Linked DNA regions of Homo sapiens: region 2 is linked to region 1. The links are chromatin contacts, found by Hi-C or POLR2A ChIA-PET in ENCODE. All regions are on one chromosome and are shown on one strand. The core of a region is the stretch at or near the end of the contact, and the rest is flanking DNA. Distances in the headings are between cores, read along the strand shown. Region 1 holds the start of LINC00578 (long intergenic non-protein coding RNA 578). Region 2 overlaps LINC00578 (long intergenic non-protein coding RNA 578).

Region 1 (5,908 bases), core at 960-3,459:
TGCCATGATGGCCAGCCCTGCTCCAACCCTGCTCCACCAACCCTGCTCCTCCTTGCTACTGCTTTTTACTGAGGGTTAAAAATGTCCATTGCCTGACAATTGTTGTGAGGAAGAAAAACTGTTCCTGCCTTCATCACATGTGGGTAGGTGGACAGGGGCTTGCTTGCCAAGTCCAAATCTTTGTGTGGGGTAAATTACTCCTTACACTGATCGTAAAATAAGCATCTGACATTTCCTGCAAATGCTCTATTTCTTAATACAGAGTTAACCTGCCAAAAACATTGTGTTTATAATCTAAATATTTGGATCATAAGCCAAAAGGGTGGGGGAGTCTGTCTTCCTCCATATTTTGCACAGTGACATGTCTAAAAATGTTAATTATGATAATAATAAATAATCAGAAAAGAATACGTTGGAGGGAAAGTATGAGGAGTCTGGGAGGCTAAATTGCATTAGTTATGAGAATTATTTACGGGAGAAAAATGAAGAGATGCCTCTGGATTGCCCATCCCCTTGCAGATATTTTCCTAGTTTTCATACCCACAAGACATGCTTCATTCTGGGACAGGTGAAAGTGTTGTAAAGACTGATGCCGGGGTATCGGCTGGAACACCACTCAGAAGGTACAAAGCTTCCTGAAGGTCTAGTGGGGATTATGTTTTGTCTGGGAACAGGTTGAAAACCCAGAGCACTGTCTCTGGAGTCAGACGGACTTGGGTTTGGGTCAAGATTCTAACAGTTCTAAGTGGCCTCTCCTAGCCCATTTCCTCATCTCTGTTACAGGGTTAGTAAATGCTTCTGTGTCAAAGGGCTTGTATGAGCGTTGAATGAGATTGTGCACAGAAAATACTTGGCATGATACTTGCATGCAGAAGAACTCAACAAATGTAATGATGGTGGCGAGGATCACTGGAATCTCCCTCCTTTAATTGACAGCTGCGCTGGGCCTTCCCTGATGCTCGGGACCTGGTGCCCGGGGCATGCCTTCTGTTGTGCCTTCACTCCTGCAGAGGCATGCCTGCTTCTTTCGTGGACCATATGTCTCTTTTTCTGAGACAGCCTCAGCTTCAAATATTCTGATCCATTGTTTCCACAAATCAGTGAATTAACAGAGAAGTCCAGTATTTGATATATAGTAACTGAATGACTCAGGTCAATAATACAATAAAAACATGTGTCACCAAAAAATGAGTCACAGGCTGAAGAATTGATACATTAATGGGGACACATGTGTGCATGCTAGCCCACATTCGATACAATGATGTGTGTGAATGTGCTGTTGTTTTAGCTGTAAAGGTGAAGAATATTATACTTTTAAAATCTTGCCACATTAGGGGCAATGCTGAGGTGATGGACTGTAATGGGGTGGCTAAACGGTGACTATTTCTACTTGCTACTGAATGCACTTGGGGAATTTAAAATAAGTTTGAAATTGTTTCAGAGGGTCAGAATTATTTTCGTTAAAATTTTAATTTAATTTTATTTTAACATCAAAATGCAGAATGATTGCTAAAATTTGATTGGATAAGACATTTTATAAGAATTCACAAAATCAGACCAGACCAAATTTAATCTTGAAACGGTGTCTAGACTTTTTATTTGGAAATTATGATTAACATATTGCTAATCAAAATTCCTGAAGCAGAGGCCTTTGTCTATACTGAAGACTTACAAAGGAGAGTGAGATGTATTTATTTGAGATGATGGCCACAAAGCCCATGTGGCTTGCATTTGATAGAATGATAATGGAGTAGCATTCTTAAGCCTGTGATTAATTGCAACAAGCCTTGGAAAGCTACTTGAAAAACTATGCTTTGTTTATAGTATTTATTTCTTTGATTCAAGAATTGTTCCAGTTGCAAAACTCTCCTAGGGCACATGTTCAAATGATTAATATATTATTTATATGGAAAATAACCTAGAATAACAACTAAACTAAAAGCAAATAGTTGCCTTAGTACCAACCTATGGCACAAGACCAATTAGGATAAAAAGAAGATGAGATCCCCTTCTTGGCTTTGTGTTCATACATGGTGAGGTATCCTCAGAACTATGTGTGATGGTACCCCTCTGGAGGCTGAGATAGAAAGTTCCTTAATGATGGAGACTAACAATCTTTAGCAGCAAAGGAAGAGACTGGGCGTTTTATACATATATGGTCATGATTTGGAGACTTGTGAGGAAGGCCAAAGTGGATTGGCTGTGGTCTCGGTGTAGCACGATGGAATCTGGTGGCTTAAACCTAGCTGTCCACATTTCACTATCTGAAGAGCAGAAAATGTGTTAATAGGAGCCTGGTGAGTGGAGGAGACTGAAGATGGAGAGAGAGCCTGGACCTCAACATGAGCATCTGGAGCCATTTGGCAGCATTAGGCTGTGACCGCTTAGAGAACCGAAAGGTAAGATCCTCCGATTAGTTCCTCTTTTTCTGAGTTTATGTTTGCAAAGCACTTTCTAACTATAAAAGTTTCCTATTTCAGTTTTCAAATAGGGAGAATCTGCACTGACCAATGTTTGGTGTGTTCATCAACTTGGTTATAGTTGTCAGTGTAAATTAACTCACTGTCTGGATAGAGGGGAGAATGAAATGACTTATTCTGTGCCAAAGAGAGACAGAGTGAAAAACAGACTTCAGAAGGCTTGAAACTCAGGCCTGTTCTCTGTCTCTAACATGCTTTCATTAGCCTGTAGAAGCTTGAGAGACGCACAGACACATCTTGCAACATCTTCTGGCTTCTCGATGTGCATTTATGTGAGTGTGGGAGCCATGCGTGTGTGTATGCTGGGAGAGGAACCCCCATCTCCTCCTCCCCGGCAATGTCCCCGCTCTCTTTAGATCCTTATGAGTTGACTCAGTTCCCATGGATGGATGCTGTGTGCAGAAGCGGGCCACTGGCCCTGGGCTCCACAGCTGGCTTCAAGCTCTGATCTCTGTGTTCATTTCTCTCTGTAATCTCAGTCCCAGCAGACCTCTCATCTTCCTGGGTGATTGAGTGTAGATTCTAGTTTTATTCTTTTAACATTTTTATTTACTGATGAAGGAAAATCCTAATTTATTTTCTATTGGGAAAAAAAATATGGACCAACCCCATAAAACCAGAACATTGGCAACTACTGCCATTTTGAATCCCAGTTCTACAGAGTTTGGAGATTTATTAAATTTTTCTAGTTAAAAGAGACCTTAGAGACCTTCGAGTCCACATGAGAACAAAAGAAATATATTTTATATTGCAAAATGCACACACATCCACCCACCAACACAAACAAATATTCATACAGACACACACAACTGAAAAGTTTTTTTCTTTTTGAGATGGAGTCTCACTCTTTCACCCAGGCTGTAGTGCCGTGGTGAGATCTTGGCTCACTGCAAGCTCCGCCTCCCGGATTCAGGCCATTCTCCTGCCTCAGCCTCCCGTGTAGCTGGGACTACAGGCGCCCACCACCACACCCAGCTAATTTTGTTTTTGTATTTTTAGTGGAGACAGGGTTTCACTGTGTTAGCCAGGATGGTCTCGATCTCCTGACCTCGTGATCCACCCGCCTCAGCATCCCAAAGTGCTGGGATTATAGGCATGAGCCTCCGCACCTGGCCAATAAAAGTTTTTAATGAAATAAACTGCTTACTGTATGGGGTTTATATTGATATTTTCTATTCTATTTCATGAAAACTACTACTGGTCACTAACCAATTAAGTTGGTTTTAGAGTCACCTAATTGTGTGTCTGTGGGGTGGGCTTGCTGTGTTTAACACTTAACCTCTGCTTCAGTCCATCTCCTAATTCCTGTCTTCTTCCAATTGTAGGGGCAGGGACCAAATGGGACTTATCCACCTTATCTGTCACTGAACTGGGGCGTTATGATGACTAATGCAGAAGGAACACAAAGTAAGCTAGGAAGGCTGGCATGAAAACAGAGAAATGTAATAAGTGCCTGAGAGCAGAAACAAACCTGGTAGGCAGTAATGCAGCCTCAGGCAGGGCTGGCAAGAATGTTTTGAGTATCCTTTAGAGATCTTCAATGCTGTCAGTTTTCTACGTGTCACTGAGCTCCAATTCCCTTATCCGGGGCACAGTAGAACCTCCTCTGAGAGAAACTAATGTTGCTGACTGAAGGTCATGGCCAAAATCATGGTGTGCACACACCCCCAGGGTCACATTCTTTCTGATTCAGTGATAATTATACTAAAATAATAATAGAAATAACTGCCATCATTTCTTTCTTTCTTTTTCTTTCTTTCTTTCCTTCCTTCCTTCCTTCCTTCCTTCCTTCCTTCCTTCCTTTCTTTCCTTCTTTCGTTCTTTCTTTCTTTTTTTGAGACGGAGTCTCACTCTGTCACCCAAGCTGGAGTGCAGTGGCACAATCTCGGCTCACTGCAAGCTCCGCCTCCTGGGTTCACGCCATTCTCCTGCCTCAGCCTCCCGAGTAGCTGGGACTACAGGCACCCACCACCACACCCTGCTAATTTTTTTTTGTATTTTTAGTAGAGATGGGGTTTCACCGTGTTAGCCAGGATGGTCTCGATCTCCTGACCTCATGATCCGCCTGCCTTGGCCTCCCAAAGTGCTGGGATTACAGGTTTAACATCATTTCTTAGTGATTATTATGTACCAACATGTTATGTACATTATCTTATTTAATTTTTGTATGAATCTTATGAAGTAGGCAATATTTCACTCATATTACAAATGAAGAAATGGAGACTTGTGGCAGGGCCCGGTGGCTCACACCTGTAATCCCAGCACTTTGGGAGGCCGAGGCAGGCGGATCACCTGAGGTCAGGAGTTTGAGACCAGCCTGACTAACATGGTGAAGCCCCATCTCTACCAAAAATACAAAAATTAGCCAGGCGTGGTGGCACACACCTGTAGTCCCAGCTACTCAGGAGGCTGAAACAGGAGAATCACTTGAACCTGGGAGGCGGAGGTTGCAGTGAGTTGAGATCGTGCCATTGCACTCTAGCCTGGGAGACACAGCAAGACTCTGTCTCAAAAAAAAAAGAAAAAAAAATGGAGACTTGGAAAGATTAGATAAGTGATTTGCTGAATGTCACACAACTAGTAAGTGGCAGAGGTAGGATTTGAACTTCAGTCTGCCTCCTTTGTTGTGTCTATTCAACCGCAATACATACATTGTATTGTGTATGTATGAAAGTGTTCAGATGACCTTTAGATTTGAGGAAACACTTTCATTAGGAAGTTGTACCTCCCCTCATTGCAGAATTGCCAGTGTTTTCTGGAGATCTGCTGCCAAAATGGGTTCTTATATCCTGCTGTTCCAGAGACATGTATAGAAACCAGACTAAACACAATAACCTTTCTTTCAAAGAATGTTTTCTGAAGATAGTAGACAAAGTTTAAAAATTCTCCCAATTGAAAACACTGGTATTTCTTTCTTTCTTTTTTTTATTTAGATGGAGTCTCGCTCTGTCGCCAGGCTGGAGTGCAGTGGCGTGATCTCGGCTCACTGCAACCTCTGCCTCCCGGGTTCAAGTGATTCTCCTGCCTCAGCCTCCTGAGTAGCTGGGATTACCGGCACCTGCCACCACACCCAGCTAATTTTTGTATTTTTGGTAGAGACGGGGTTTCACCATGTTGGCCAGGATGGTCTCCATCTCCTGACCTCGTGACCCGCCTACCTCAGCCTCCCAAAGTGATGGGATTATGGGCGTGAACCACTGTGCCTGGCTACACTGGTATTTCTATGTGTGTGCTACCAGCAAAGACTAGACACAAGCTAATGTTTATAGGGGGCAAAAATCCATGTGTTATATGTATGCTTGCACTTCTATTTTCAGAAGATTCTATGGGAGAAAGTTCTTTAGTAAATCAGATCAAAATGTAAACAAAACCTAGTTTGCATGTTGGAAAATGTAAAATGGGAAATTAAAACATAATTGTGAAAGGCA
Region 2 (6,162 bases), core at 194-2,693, 50 kb after region 1:
TTATACCACAACAAAGTGATTTTGAAATAAAAGAATTCCAGATTTTCTTCTCATCTTCTTTTTCTGAGATGATTTTTCAGTAGATAGCAGGAGGAAGACTGGCTGACCTGGTGGCAGTGGGAAAGAGGGTTCCCAGGCCCATGTCTGTCCTTCCCTGGCTCCTCAGTCCTCTGCTCTGCTGTCTCTTTCATTCCCGCTCTACTTTCCCTGCTGCTGGGCAGCTGAAATTGGGAGCTGTCAGACTCCTGCTCTATAATCTCTTGGTTTGGTTGGACTTGGTTGTTCTCGCTGCTGATTTGATGCCACTTTCATTCTTGAGGACAGGCTGTTACTCCCACCTCATCCTCTGGTCTAGCAGGCTCCCTTCTGATTCCCAACAGCAAGCCCAGAGTAAGCGCTCTACCTGGTACCTTCAGATACAGCCTACTTCCTATCTCAGGGCAGGTGGAAATGGTCAGATAGGATACTTGGGGACCAAGAGAGCCTCTGGGGGCTAAATTCAGGCCCTCCTTCTGCATAAACGAAGTGTTTCTCTGATGCAGCTATTCTATGGTAGTTTGCTATGAGTCTCAAATGGGAAATGAGGCAAAACACTCTCTGTTTGGCTTTCCTCTAAACCAATGTAAGCCCCATTCTAGAATTGCAGCCCCTTGTGGGGACAGGGACAGGGAGGAGCCATGATGCTTGGTCCCATTTGCTGCCTCCTTTGCTTCCTGCAATGCAGCAGGGCTGAAAAGGCAGTTTTTATTTTTTTCTGTGTTCTCTCCAGAGTTCGTTCTCCCTACCCAAGGCATGTGATGCCCTCTGGTCTGCCAGGCTTGGCTCTTACTATGCTAAATAGAGGCTAAGGGAACTTAGAATGGCCTTTTCTGTCTACCCAAAGCTTGGCTTTCGTGACAATTGTTTTGATGTGGACTTACAAAAGTCAGATTTATGACTCAAAGATAATCAATGGCCTCTTATTCCCTGAGGCAATGCGCTTTTTGGCTAAGCTTGGATGCTGAGGTTGTGAAGGTGCATGATTTAAGGGGGAAATGAAAATATTCAAAATGCCAAAAATACTATCCCCATTACACGCATTGGTTTTTACCGCTACAGGTGACTTCCTAGGGTGACCACCAGCCCTGGCTTTGGGGTTCAAGGACCTACTCATTCTGCTAGAACCAAGATGTGCTGGAAATGGAGAAGTTAAAAAAATGCTTTTCTAGTGGCACTATCATGAATCCAGCATTTTCCTGCCAAAAGGATAGCATTTTCCACGGGTTAAGCGAGTAACTCCACATATTTGAGTGAGCTGAAAGAAATGTTTGTTGTGTGTGTCTGGAGGCGGGGGATGGGGGGTGGGTACGTGCTTAAAAAGGGGACAAGGACGGGAGTCACATGTAGTGTGCAGGGGAAAATTGAACGTATAAGAGGCATGTGATGGGAACAAAATGGTTAAACAGTTCCCTTCTCCCCGCCCCTCCTAAGCAGCTGCATCCAAGAGGGAAGTTTGCCATGGAAACACAGGAAGTATCAGAGAGCTGGGCAACAAGGGAAGCTTTTCTTGTAGTATCCACACTGGAAGTAGCTCTCTTCCCACCAAAAAGCCTGGAGCTATATGACACTTCTCTTGGGAACAGCACAGGAAATAGAGACTAACGTCTATTTATGACAGCAAGCAGCCAGAGATGACAGTTTGCAGAACATATTTGGAGAAAGCAACCTCCTGACAAATGGATTCCATGGGGAATTTGAATTAAAAGTGAACTTTGAATAATTTCAGATGGAGAAATGGCATTAAATAATTGGCATGAAAAGTCTTGACACAGGAGAGTGACCCCTTCAATCCAGATGGTGTGAGACACAGACACAGAGGGACTCAGCAGAGGGCAACGGAAGAGCCAGATATGAAAGACAGAGGAAGGACAGCTGCAGGGGACCAGGGCAGACACTCCCCTCAGCCACATCTGGCCAATTAAAAAAAATTCTCTTAGCTGTGTAGGATTGTATGCTATTATCAGTTCTATATTGAATACCTTTTGCAATTAACTATATATTCAATTCAGCTTAACTTCTTGACATATAAATTGTATGTAGTTCTCGTTCCACAATGGGGTTTGAGTCAGTCTCAAAACATTCTTTTTTTCCTCTTTTTAAATGAAGTCTGCAGTTAAAGAACCCTCCCTGATAATGTTACATATATTTGTCATCATTGGGAGGATCTAAGTAATAAAATTTGGGTGCCAAGACTGGGCAAACCAGGACTATAGCAACTCTAATAGAAAGTAGTTGAGTGAAGCTCATTCCTACGTGGAGGTACCTTTATTTATTTATTTATTTATTTATTTATTTATTTATTTATTTATTGAAGATGGAGCCTTGCTCTGTAAACAGGCTGGAGTGCAGTGGCGCGATCTTGGCTCACTGCAGCCTCTGCCTCCTGGGTTCAAGAGATTCTCCTGCCTCAGGCTCCTGAGTAGAGGGGATTACAGGCATTCGCCACCGTGCCTGGCTAATTTTTGTATTTTTAGTAGAGATGGGGTTTCACCATGTTGGCCAGGCTGGTCTTGAATTCCTGACCTCAAGTGATCCACCTGCCTCAGCCTCCCAAAGTGCTGGGATTACAGGTGTGAGCCACCACGCCTGGCCCCATGATTTATAAAAGCAAGAAAAAAAAAAGAGAGATGAGAGAGGCTGATTGGGACATAAAATCAGAGAGAAAGAAGGAAGTGCAGTTGAGAGTGAGCACATAAAGCACAGTGTGCGTATTAACGGGTGTAGGAGAATCTGTAAAGCGATGAACAGATCTCAGAAGAAGGGACTGGTGTAAGTTGTGTTGTGCTTTTGCTTTTAGCTGAAGAAAGGAAGGCAAGTTTGGAGGAGGAAGAGGGTTGGTTGTGTAGACTTTGAGAGCACAGAAAGGTGTGTTATCTCCTGGCTCTAAGGATCAATATGCAAGTCCTCTAGAGAGAGAAATTGCTAGCAAAAGCAGAAAAAACTATGTGTCTCTGTGACCCAAGTGGAAGGGTGGAGGGGGCATTACTCCCAATGATAAACCGAATACCGTGCCTCTGCAGCATCCTGAGAGATTGCTGCTATGTAGTCTCATTAGGAGACAGCCTTGTTTTAGGGGAGCATCTGTAATCAAGGTAGTGATGAGGTACTGCCCTCAGTGACTTCCTGAGACCATCCACCATGAAGGCGTCTGGATCAGAAGAGGAAGCCTACTGTTAGCATCAATGGTGATTCATTTGTAAGCACTCATGAAACACCATCTGAGAACTTCTAGTTATAATTAGATGAAAGTTCCTAGGGAGTGGCATAAGAATGTGGGGACAGGTGTCAGTGATATTTTACTTATTCTATTAATATGCACCTTCTGTACCAGGTTCGAGAAGCTTATTATTATCCCTGTTGGGAGGGAGGCTTACCAAGGGTAAGTAATGTGTTTGCTGCATCTAAACAAGAAGTGGTAGAGCCAGGATTTAAAGCCATGTTTATCTGCCTCCAATGCTTATTCCTGGTACCACTACGCTGTACAAACTTCCAGTAGAATCCCAAAAGCTGTTAAAATAAGAGGAAAATTTAAAGGGGTAAGTCTTCAAGTCATGTGTCGGATCTTAGACAGTGAAACTTGAGACATGATAGAAAACAGTGGCTCAGGCCGGGTGGCCATGGCTCACGCCTGTAATCCTAGCACTTTGGGAGGCCGAGGCGGGTGGATTTCTTGAGCTCTGGAGTCCAAGACCAGCCTGGGCAACATGGTGAAACCCTGTCGCCACAGAAAGTACAAAAATTAGCCGGGTGTGGCTGTGCGTGCCTATAGTCCCAGCTACTTGGGAGGCTGAAGCAGGATTGCTTGAACCTGGGAGGTCAAGTCTGCAGTGAGCCAAGATGGCACCACTGCACTCCAGCCTGGGTGACAAAGTGAGACCCTATCTCAAAAAAGAAAAAAAGGAAACAGTGGCTCAACATGGAAACTAAAAATCATCTCTGGCCATGGGAGGAGGAACCTCTTCGTATCAACAAAGTTCAAACATGGGTAAGTTTACTAATAGATGTTCTTATAATCAAGTGTTAATTTGGCCAAGTTGTTAAACTTGTTTGGGTTTAATTTTCTATCTGTGAAATGAAGAGAATGAAAGCATCTGTTTTGTAGGTTCATTGAGAGAAGTCACACAAATACAGAGTGTGGTAGATTGTATTTTCCAAAGATGGCCATACAAATATACATATCTGAGTGCCACATGCATTTCTTAAATTGTAACTGACACCTTCTTATTTAATGCTGAGATTTATATTTTCTGGGTTTGGATCAAGACAGAAACTTCCATTTTTGATCAACAGATGCAGCAGAAGTGATGCTATGTGACTTCCAAGGCTAAGGCCATAGAGAGGATACAGCCTCCATCTGATTCCTCTCTCAGGACACCTGTCCTTGGAACTCAGCTGTTATGCTCTGAGGAAGCAAAATTAACTTGCATGGAGAGGCCAATATAGAGAGGAACTAAGGTCTTCAGCTGAGTGCCACCATTGTACAGTAGACACGAGTGAAGACGCTTTCAGATGATTTCAGCTCCCAGTCTTTGAATCTTCCATCTGAGACCCCAGACCGTTGTGGATCAGAGACAAGCTGTCCCCACAGTGTCCTGTCCAATTTCCTCTACAGAATCTGTGAGCATGACACATTGCTGTTTCATGCCACTGAGTTGTGGGGTAAATTCATATGTGTCCTTAGTAACTGGAACAGATTTTGATGCCATGTAAAATGGTACAAAAGAAGAAGAAGATAGCTCGGGAATTTTTGCAACTTGCTTCTTATCTATTAATTTAATTTGGTCCATTGCTAGACCAAGTACGTAAGAGTTAATTCTGTATCTAACAATTTAGTAACCAGATTGTCAGTAAAATGCAAGCAAAATTTAGAAGGACAATGATATTTTGTCCTTCTGTCTTGTATTGACAGATTCAACATGGTACTGGTTCACTTTCAGCTTCTGACAAAGGATACTTTTGTTTTCCTGGTCTCTCTCTTTTTTTTTTTTTGGTTGAGATGGAGTCTTGCTCTCTTGCCCCGGCTGAAGAGCAACGGCGCAATCTTGGCTCACTGCAACCTCTGCCTCCTGGGTTCAAGTGATTCTCCTGTCTCAGCTTCCTGAGTAGCTGGGATTACAGGCGCGCACCACCACACCCGGATAATTTTTGTATTTTTAGTAGAGATGGGGTTTCACCATGTTGGTCAGGCTGGTCTCAAACTCCTGACCTCATGATCCACCTGCCTTAGCCTCCCAAAATGCTGGGATTACAGGCGTGAGCCACCGCGCCCAGCCTTTTCTGCTCTCTTACAATTGTTTTACCTGAGCGCTTACTAATTTACTCTTAGCTAAAGTTCTCCTGTTCAGGAATGAGGAAATTCTAGTAGCCAGCTCAGAGGTGGTCAACCAGAATTCTTGTATTATAGGAGCTCATAATAATAAAACTTTATATTTATAGATGGTTTTGCACAAGGTTTTTACATCCTTAATCTCAAGTGAAGTTTACTAATGCATTTGTGTGGGCTTGGCATATAGTGGCCAGAGACTATACTGATCTAGTATGTATTTGCTGCTTCTTGCAGCTGTTGAAATATGTGATACAGTATATGCATACTAAAGATAAAGATGTACAACTAGGGGGAAGAAACAAAGAAACTAGTGCCTACTTTTGGCATCTATGTGAGAATGTTAAGAAATAGAATTCTGGGGGTAGAGTCCTATGGGGACCTGGTGAATTGGCACATGGCCAGATGCTATGTAAATACATAGCAGCCATCCCACTCTTGGAGGAGAAATAAATACTATGAGAGGGTTGGGAAGGTACAGAAGGTCATTTTGTAACTGCCAAGACCTCTGAGGGTCTAGGATTTTATCTACTTGCAAGCTGACAGGTTAGCCAGCCACAGTTTCAAGGATGCTGGTTGGAGACTTGAGACTCCCAGGTCAGAGGTAAAGGACAGTAGCCAGAGAATTAGCATTTTTGTCCTAATCCCTAAGCTCCAGTTCCCACAGGAGCTACATAATAACTGCACACTCAATGGGTTTGTTACAGAAGAGTCCCCGAACTTAGGGAATCTGAATCTTGTGTAATATACATTTAGCATGCTTGACCTTTGCTTTCAGAGAGAAACATTTTCTTTATTAC

Evidence for each region. A loop is a pair of places that touch in the nucleus more often than their neighbours do. ChIA-PET counts read pairs that join two places held with the same protein, here RNA polymerase II (POLR2A). Pooled maps may share reads with other maps.
Region 2: a loop to region 1 is called in a map of endothelial cell of hepatic sinusoid, with 3 times the contacts of the local background. The contact joins the enhancer-like site here to the promoter of LINC00578 in region 1. A Hi-C loop is called at or near these places in 1 of 168 maps with a recorded cell type or tissue (endothelial cell of hepatic sinusoid) and 1 of 50 pooled maps. POLR2A ChIA-PET finds 5 or more read pairs at or near these places in 5 of 52 experiments (B cell, MCF 10A, PC-3 and 2 more).

Annotation. Positions count from the first base shown.
Region 1 is chr3:177,439,712-177,445,619 of GRCh38, forward strand. It overlaps LINC00578 (long intergenic non-protein coding RNA 578), which reads left to right and starts at 2,210. Exons shown (of 4, transcript NR_047568.1): 1 at 2,210-2,399. RefSeq lists an enhancer at 2,108-2,237.
Region 2 is chr3:177,489,993-177,496,154 of GRCh38, forward strand. The region is part of intron 1 of LINC00578 (long intergenic non-protein coding RNA 578); the gene reads left to right. Among named protein-coding and RNA genes, the nearest start is that of LINC00578, 51 kb to the left of the region's middle. Within about 2 kb of position 1,444, at least 4 of the 41 ENCODE cell types and tissues checked have a DNase peak (open chromatin) inside an H3K27ac peak, as active enhancers do.